Regions from separate parts of the Mus musculus genome. Here region 1 is linked to region 2. A link is a contact called in ENCODE Hi-C or POLR2A ChIA-PET data. All regions are on one chromosome and are shown on one strand. The core of a region is the stretch at or near the end of the contact, and the rest is flanking DNA. Distances in the headings are between cores, read along the strand shown. Region 1 holds the start of Phf1 (PHD finger protein 1). Region 2 holds the start of Crebrf (CREB3 regulatory factor).

Region 1 (4,139 bases), core at 1,268-3,767, 220 kb after region 2:
CAGAAGAGGGCATTGGATTTCCTGGAACTGGAGTGGGTTGTTGTGAGCCACCATGTAGGTGCTAACAACTGAACCCAGGTCCTCTGCTAGTGCTTTTAAATACTGAGTTGTCTCTCCAGCCTCAAGATGCTGAATCCTCTATAGGTTTTCATTATTGAGTTCCTATCCTGAGTGACTCCATATGTGCCCATAAGCTTTTATTAGGAAGGCATGCATTATAGGTGTGTACATACTTGACACCCATCCGTCTTTGATCATCACAGTGCTACATCTTTGGTCAGTATGAGGACCTTCAAGTTAGCTCCTGTCTCATTTCTTTGGGCTGGGCAAGCTCTCTACCACTAAATAAAAATCCCACCACTCATGTATCCTTTGATCTGTACCTAGTAGTCTATGTCTCCAATTTTCTTCTGTGGTGATTTTTTTTTTCCTCAGGAGCCCTAGTTTTCCTTCTTTCTTTCTTTTTAATATTTATTTATTTATTATATGTAAGTACACTGTAGCTGTCTTCAGACACACCAGAAGAGGGAGTCAGATCTCATTACAAATGGTTGTGAGCCACCATGTGGTTGCTGGGATTTGAACTCAGGACCTTCGGAAGAGCAGTTGAGTGCTCTTACTTGTTGAGCCATCTCACCAGCCCCTCTTTCTTTTTTTTAAAGATTTATTTATTTCCTGTATGTAAGTGTACTGTCACTGACACACCAGAAGAGGGCATCAGATCTCATTACAAATGGTTGTGAACCACCATGTGGTTGCTGGGAATTGAACTTGGGACCTCTGGAAGAGCAGTCAGTGCTCTTAACTGCTGAGCCATCTCTCCAGCCCCAGGAGCTCTAGTTTTCAAAGGAGTTTAATGTCTTGACAGGAGTGCTTTGGTGTGTCTAGTCCAGGGTGTTGCTGAAAATGGAGACCTCTCTGCTACTGTAGTTTTTGTGTAGGTGTCTCAGTTAGCTTTCTAATAATGTGATAAAACTCCATGATCAAAAACAAGGTGAAATAGAAAGAACTAGTCCATGTCCAGGGATGTCAGATCAGTAACTTCTTTAGGCCATAATGGAGTGCTGTTTACTGCTCGCTCCTCTTGGCTTCCTCAGCCGGTTTTCTTACCTCATTGGGGAACCACCTTTTCAGGGGTGGCACTGGCCCACACTAGGGTTGGGTCCTCCAACATCAATCATTGATTAAGAAAAGGCTTGCTCACAGGCCAATCTGATGGGATATTTTCTCAATTGAGGTCCCCTCTTCTCAAATGAGGAGTAGCCGGTGTCATGTTGACATAAAAACTAGCCAGCACTATAAAGCTTCGTCTTTTCAGTCCGGTCTCTTCCAGGCTTAGTGGACATAGCATCACCATCCCTCCAGGGGGCAGGCTGGACCTGCTTCCATAACAGAGACTTCAGAGATTCAGATGTGGGCCCAGCACGGGGCAGAGTGGGAAGGCTTCTCATCTGTAACCCTTGACCTTGTGTGACCCTGTTTATCTGTCCACAGGTGAACCAGTGTGTCATTGGTACTGCTCAGGCTAATAAGAAGTGAAGTCGGATCCAGAGCCCTTGCAAGCCAGTGCGCATGCGTCTCTGTTTTAGTGTGTATTTATTCGGTGGGGGTGGGTGGGAGTTGAGACATGATATTACTGGGTATTTATTATGTAATAAAGAATAATCTTTTGTATGTTAATCCTTTTCTTAATCTTAGATTTTAAAAAATTGTGTGCAGTTGTTTTGCCTGAGTGTATATGCATGCACCATGTGCATGTCTCCTGCTCCAGTGAGTTCAGAACAGGGCTTCAGGTCCTTCAAGAACTGGGATTATGGAATACATGTGGGTCCTCTGCAAAATCAGTCAGTGCTCTTAACCGCCCAGCCATCTTCCCAGCCCGGCCCTTGTTACAGCTCTAAACGGTTTTATTAACTTAACGGTTTTAGCTGCCAAAGGAAGGTATTGTAAATAAATACTGTAAGCACGTAGAAATGTCCATTGTGATGTGTTTGCAGAGTGAGGCTATGGGCTTTCACTTGGTGGGGCACACTTTGCCGTCCTGATGCCTCTTCTCTACCCTTCGGCACTGGGCCCTCTTAACAATTTCTTAGGACTGCCAGGCCCCAGCCCCAGCCCAGAACAGGAATGCTCTTGTCTGGTGTGACTGCCAGTGCACTCCACAATCTCTTTCTTTCCCTGCCCACCGGTTCGAACCATGGTTCCGTGCCGCCTAGTGCCTATTGGCTGGTGTGGGCACGTCACTAACTCAGTACTAGTTCCAAATAGCCCCTTGTCCTTTCCCTCCCAGGAGGAGCAAACCTACACCAGTGCTCTCGCGGCCGGAGGAGTGGCCGTGTGCCCAGGTGCGGCGCACAGGCGGGGTTACGCGTGCGCAGAAGGGCGGGGCGACAGGCAGCGTGAATGGGGAGGGCGGTGCCGCGTGCGGAGGCGGAGCTTGGAGTGGCCACGGGGGCGGGGCAGCTAACGGATGTGGCATGGGGCGGGGCCCGGCCCTGACCTGCAGGCTAGCTGCCAAGAAGGTTATTTCCTGCTGACCCAGAGCAAGCCTCCCATCCGAAAAAGGGGCTGCAGGGATTTCCTCGACCTCCGCGACCGGCCGCGCCCCCAACAGCGCAGCGCCCTCCGGGCCCGCTGGAGGTGAGGGAGGTGCTGCCTGCCCGTCCCTCTGTCGTCTCCTCCCCCTGGTGCTCCCCACCCTCCACTCTCCTCCCTCCTTCTGTCGACTCCTCCTGCCGCTGCTGCTGCTTTGGCTGCTGCGTCATACGCCCCAGAGCCGCCAGGACGGAGGGGCTGGGCCCGGGGACCCCCTGGCCTCCGCCTGCACGCCCCCCGGCGCTCACACTCAGTCTTCCCGCACCGGAGACTCATCCAGGTCTCTTGAGTCTGACCCTACCTGGCTTCCAGCTGCCCCGGCTGTCACCGGTAAGGAGGAGGCGGGAGGCCTGGAGAGGGGGGCAGGGAGCTGGGGGTCGGTGAGGAAGAAGGGTTGGAGAGCCTCCTGGTCTCAGCTTAGGGTCTGTGCTGGGGCGACTCAAGTCCCTCCTTGGACTGACAGTGTAGGGGAGTAGAGACTTGGACAGGGACACGCCCCCCTCTTGGGGCACTCAGGGAAGTTATCTAATCCCGGGTCAGAGAGCCCCAAATTTGAGGGTGACCTAACATCACCTGGCACCAGGGTGGTGGTTCTAAATAAGACACACAGGCCTGGGGAGGCAGCTGTTTCTACTCGGGAAACGTCTTCAGAAAAGCTCCCAAAACATCTCTGGGCAACAGATTGCCCCATTTAGGATCCCTGTAAACAGCTGGGCAAGGTGAAGCTAAGCGGTAACCTTGATTCCGCAAAGATCATTTCACCTGAGTCCCTAGGAGCTGGGAAACTACAAAACGAGGCAGGGGAGATGGAAAAGAGTAGAGTCGAGAAGCTGACCAGAGCCACCCACCTTTATAGGGCTCAGGATTAGAAGACTGGGGCGTTGGAGCTGCTCCACCAGGAACAGGGTTTCTTTATCCATAAGAGAAAACAACGAGCTCAGGGAAACTTTCTCAGCACCCATAACTCTAACCATCCTATCTTGGAATAGGCCCCCCCAGGATGCAATGGCGCAGCTCCCCCGGCTGAGCCGTTTGGGTGCCCCCTCTCTCTGGGATCCAGCTTCCCCTGCTCCCACCTCAGGCCCCAGACCTCGGCTTTGGGAAGGCCAAGATGTGCTGGCCAGATGGACTGATGGGCTGCTGTACTTGGGTACCATCAAAAAGGTAAGACCCACCTCTGATCTCACTGCCTTCCCAGTCTCCAGTCAGTTCTCATTCCCATTTTAGCATCACTGGGCACCCATTCCAGGTGGACAGTGCTCGAGAGGTGTGTCTGGTCCAGTTTGAGGACGATTCCCAGTTTCTGGTTCTATGGAAGGATATCAGCCCAGGTGAGACCTTCAGACTGAAGCCTGTGACAGCAGAAGCTGGAGTGGGTGGGGACACTGGTTGTTGGTAGGCCTCCTGACACTTTGTTCCCTCACAGCTGCCCTCCCTGGGGAGGAGCTGCTCTGTTGTGTGTGTCGCTCTGAGACCGTGGTACCTGGGAACCGGCTGGTCAGCTGTGAGAAGTGTCGCCATGGTGAGAGGCCAGGATACTTAGG
Region 2 (4,427 bases), core at 1,649-4,148:
TGGAAAGTCTGCCCTGCCCAAGCTCCGTCCCTTCCTAGATAACAGACAACATAAAGACTGGACAACAGTGTAACTGACCAGCATATGCCACTAATAGCAGAGCCCTGTGATAGGATGTGAACGTGTTGCCTGGTCGATGTACAAAGGCCTGTCTAAACGGTAGTATGATAGCAGAAGGGCTAGCCTTCTGTGGGAAAGCTTCCACGTATGGAACTCTGAGAAAGTAAATAAGTGTGGGTCAAACTCCTGGTGCTTTAAAGTGTGAGCCCCACAGAAACAGGCCCAGAGAGCCTGACTTCAACTTCTCAAGCCAAGTTTTCTATTGGACTTTTTTTCAATTTTCAATTCCACCTAATGGGGAAAATTAGAAGGAGCTATGGTCAGACGTAACGAGGTAATTATAATCCTTTTAGTTCCCATGTGGTTGGGTATCAGGGTCTTACGTGTGGTTGGCACTCTGAGGGAGAGGTTTACTATTTTATTTTCTTCCTATGGAGCTACAGTTACCTATTAATCTGAAGTCCAAAAAGTTTGTTTTAGCCCAGCATGGTGGTCATGCTTGTAAACATGTGCTCAGGAGGCAAAGTCAGGAAGACTGTCACGAGTTTGAGGTTAGCTTGGTCTAGGGACTGTTAAATTGCTAGTTGCCTAGAATCATTACTTGCTATTCAGTCTACAACTGGTCTTCCGATTGATGTCCGTGGAATTGTCTAATGCTGCCACTGTTCATTGTGTGCTTACTGTACGCCAGGCACTCTGGTAAGTGCTTTATATGACTTATTTTTAAAACAATCGTTTTCTTTTTATATTATATATGCAGCATGTATACAGATTGTGTGCGTGTGTTTGCTTAAATTTAACTCCTGTGTATGAATGTAGGCATGTACACATGTTCCATTGTCCACACCGTTTTAGATAGGGTCTCATCATCACTGTGTGCCAGGCTGGCTGGCCTGTGAGTTTCTGGGGTTCTCTTGTCTCAAACTCCCATCTCCATGAAGGAGTGCTGCGATTACAGATGTTCCTGATACACGTCCGGCTTTCACATAGGTTTTGGAGATTCAAATTCAGGTCCTCACATTTGTGTGATAAGTGCTGTACCCACTAAGCCATCTTACCAACCCTATGTAAATTATTTCACCCAGTTCTTACACCAATCCCATTTTTACAAAGGTAGAAATTTAGCTTCCTGGTTCACATGTGGTAAAGCAAGGATTCCAATCCAGGTTACTATTAAGCCTGTAACATAGTGACTGGCTATTTAATGTGCTTGGCATGGAGAACATAGGACAAGAGACATTGCTAGTCCCACCCCACCTTTGTCAGGATTATGATCTAGGCAGACTTTTTATCCCCAAATCCATGGTTGCTTGCTTTTGAACCAGGGAGCAAATTACAATGTAGTTCACACTCACCCTGAACAGAGACACACCTGCCTCAGGCTCCCCAGTGCTGAAGTCACAGGTGTATGTCATCACCTCTCATCCCAGACCATGATGGTGATAGTGAGACGCTACCACAATGGTTCTCAACCTGTGGATTGTGACCCCTTTGGAGGTCCAATGACCCTTTCACAGGGGTAGTCTAAGCCTATCAGAAAACACATTATATTACGATTTATAACAGTAGCCGAATTATTGTTTTGAAGTAGCAATGAAAATAATTTTATGGTTGGGGTCACCACAACATAAGGAACTTTAGGAAGGTTGAGAACCACTGATCTACCACTTGCCTGAGTCTTTGTGCATGGGGGAGGGGGAGTCTTAATTTGGCGGGGAGCGGAAGGTTACTTTGAGACTTGGTCTTATCCGGGCATGCAATTCAGTGTAGCTAAGAACACACTTCAATCTTCCTGCTTCCTTATCTCCAGTGCTGAGATCACAGGGGTCAATCACAATACCCCCTTCCTACATCCTCGCCTGCTTTGAAACCCCGAGTACTCCCAAGGGAAAACTGTTATTTGAAGGGAATCTGATGAGGTTTCTCTGTCCTTTAGTCTTCTTTTCCTATGCTTAAGAAAGTATGTTTTTCTGTGTCCATATGTGTGTGCGGGTGCAGACCAGTAACCCTGCACCCAGAAGACTAAGACAGGAGGGTCCAGAGTCTAAAGAGATTTCTGGAAACACAGGCTGCTATAATTAGGTAGGTTGTTTCCTTGAACAATAATTCTCCTGAGGTTTGTTTTTGTATTTTTTTTAAATAGTTCTCTTATCGTATGTGTCTGTTCGGAGAACTATTTGGGATAATGAACCTACCACAAACTACACATCCGATAAAATATCAACAGGATTAAGAGGCGTAAATCATCACATTATCACAGGTTAGACAGTCTTGTCCATAAAGCATCTAGTAGCAGTTTCTACAGCTGAATACAGGTCCTATCCCAAAGATGTATGCAGCCGACTCAGGGTCTGGGGATCCAGACTCAATAAATATGAGTTGATGAATGAACAAACAACTGAAGGCCAATTCAATCGGGGAACAGGAACGTCATTTACTAAACAGAATGTCGATGCAGCCCCCTACTAATTAATATTCCTGTAATCCCCCGTGGTTCAGTTAAACTGTAAAGTGGGCATTTGGACTCCTTGGCCTTCATCTTAGTTCTGAGGCTACAGACTGAATATGGAAGCCTCTGAAAAGAACATCACGCACGAACGCGAGCTTACTGCTCGCTATCCCCAGCGGCCCACGCCCACGCTCAGCAGCAGCCTACTAGCCCCCGCTCCGCCCTCTCTTCCTGGTTTTCCCCAGCAACCCGCCCCTCTGGTGTCACGTGACGGGCGCTAGCCCGGCCGAGCCTCTGATTGGCCAGACTTCAGGGCGCCTCGCGATTGGCCTGGGGCGGCGGGCCCCCGCCTCCCTCCTCCTCCTCGCCGCGGCCCACGTGAGGGGGGCGAGTCACGCGATTTCCGGGAACCCGTCAGGAAGGACATAAACAAAACAAACCGAGGCAGCATGGAGACGGCCCGCGGCCGCGTAAGCGCGGCCGGATCCAGTGCCTGAACCGCCTTCAGCCTCAGGTGAATGCCGAGCGGTCGCACGGGCGGGCGGGATGCAGCGGCAGAGAACCGCGGGTGAGAGGCGCGGGTGCCCGGCTCCGGGAGAGCGGGGCGGGGGCCGCCGGGCCGAGGGCGCGCGGAACGGGGTCGCCGATGCGAGCCGAATCGGGCTGCCCCCGCGGCCGACGGTTATATAAAGGGCGGGCGCGCGCCGGCGGGCGACCCCGTTAGGGCCGTGCCCTTTGCGCTCCCGGGAACCAGGGATCGCGACTGCCGGCAGCCGGCCTGTCAGAGCGGCGAGCGGGTGGGAGGGGCCGGGAGGGAGGAGAGGAGAGGAGAGGGGCGTGTGAGGGAGACCGGCACAGCTAGTGTTCAGAAGGCTCCGGACGGAGGAGCGGACCGGGAGAACTCTGGGCAGGGGCGTCGTGGGGCTGCTGTTCCCCCCGGCCCCTCCCCGGAGGCTGCGGGACTGGGGCCTCCCTCTCGGGATTTGTTTATATGTCCTCTCTAAGCAGCTTGAAAAGCCCGGAGGCGGAGCCCTCGCTGTCGAGTGGCGGCCGGTGCTGTCCAATGGAGGAGGCAGACGGGGTCCGTGGCGCCAATGGGCGCAGGGAGGCGGTGCCGCGCCCCCCCTCCCCCCCAGTAAGTTAGGCTGTGCTGGGGGTTGGTCCGACAGGGCGGCCATATTAGATGGGAGGGGACGGGCCTGGGGACGGGGGTTGTCACTGAGCGGGGCGGAGACGGGGCAAAGGGCGAGGAGCCGAGCCGAGCGGGGCGCGGGCCGGGCGGGCTGGGTGTGGGCTAGAGTCCCGGAGGGACCCGGAAGATGCCCGGAGGAGCCTGACCCGGCTCAGCCGCTCCCGAGTGGAGGCGGCCAGGGAAGTAGCGAGGGCAGTCTAGCCTCCCAGGGGGCGGTTCCTGGGTCTAGATGAAGCTTGGTCTCTGGCGTCTCCTTCTTGGTCGGCTCTCCGCTGCTTGGTAGATCCTGCCACCAAACCCTTTAATCGCCCACCTTTAACCCAAGAAAACAAACCGTTTTGCTACTTCTGAGCAGGCCTGAATCTTAAGACTACCTTAAGGAGGTATTTCTGTAGTTAGGGGTGTGTTTCTGTACCAGGTCTCCCGTGTAGAGGCAGGCATTCAGAGGAACTTCTGCTTTTCTGGGTATTGCAAAGAGAAAATTGGGACTGGAAAAGCAGACAAAATTGAGTGAGCGGCGTTTCTATCCACCCCCCCCCCAAAAAAAACAAAAACAAAAACAAAAAAAAAAACGTGGATATCTTCCAAAGATCAGGCCCTTGTGTTTCAAGTCTTAATTTGCCTCCCTTGCTCACATAAATTGGAAGCTAACATACTTAATGAGAAAACAGCCTTGAGAAAAGTATTTAGGTCTGATGAGTCTTTAGACTTTTGTCTATCCAGTAT

What was found. Hi-C counts contacts between places; a loop is a spot of excess contacts on that map. ChIA-PET counts read pairs that join two places held with the same protein, here RNA polymerase II (POLR2A).
Region 1: a map of heart shows a loop between it and region 2 (3-fold over the local background). The contact joins the promoter of Phf1 here to the promoter of Crebrf in region 2. A Hi-C loop is called at or near these places in 1 of 37 maps with a recorded cell type or tissue (heart). POLR2A ChIA-PET finds 5 or more read pairs at or near these places in 2 of 5 experiments (both embryonic stem cell).

What each region holds. Positions count from the first base shown.
Region 1 is chr17:26,930,610-26,934,748 of GRCm38, forward strand. It overlaps Phf1 (PHD finger protein 1), which reads left to right and starts at 2,518. Exons shown (of 15, transcript NM_009343.3): 1 at 2,518-2,925; 2 at 3,585-3,759; 3 at 3,845-3,926; 4 at 4,022-4,117. The coding sequence starts at 3,601. Kifc5b (kinesin family member C5B) reads left to right here. Exons shown (of 11, transcript NM_053173.2): 11 at 1,495-1,970. The coding sequence ends at 1,539.
Region 2 is chr17:26,712,752-26,717,178 of GRCm38, forward strand. It overlaps Crebrf (CREB3 regulatory factor), which reads left to right and starts at 2,899. Exons shown (of 9, transcript NM_029870.2): 1 at 2,899-3,023.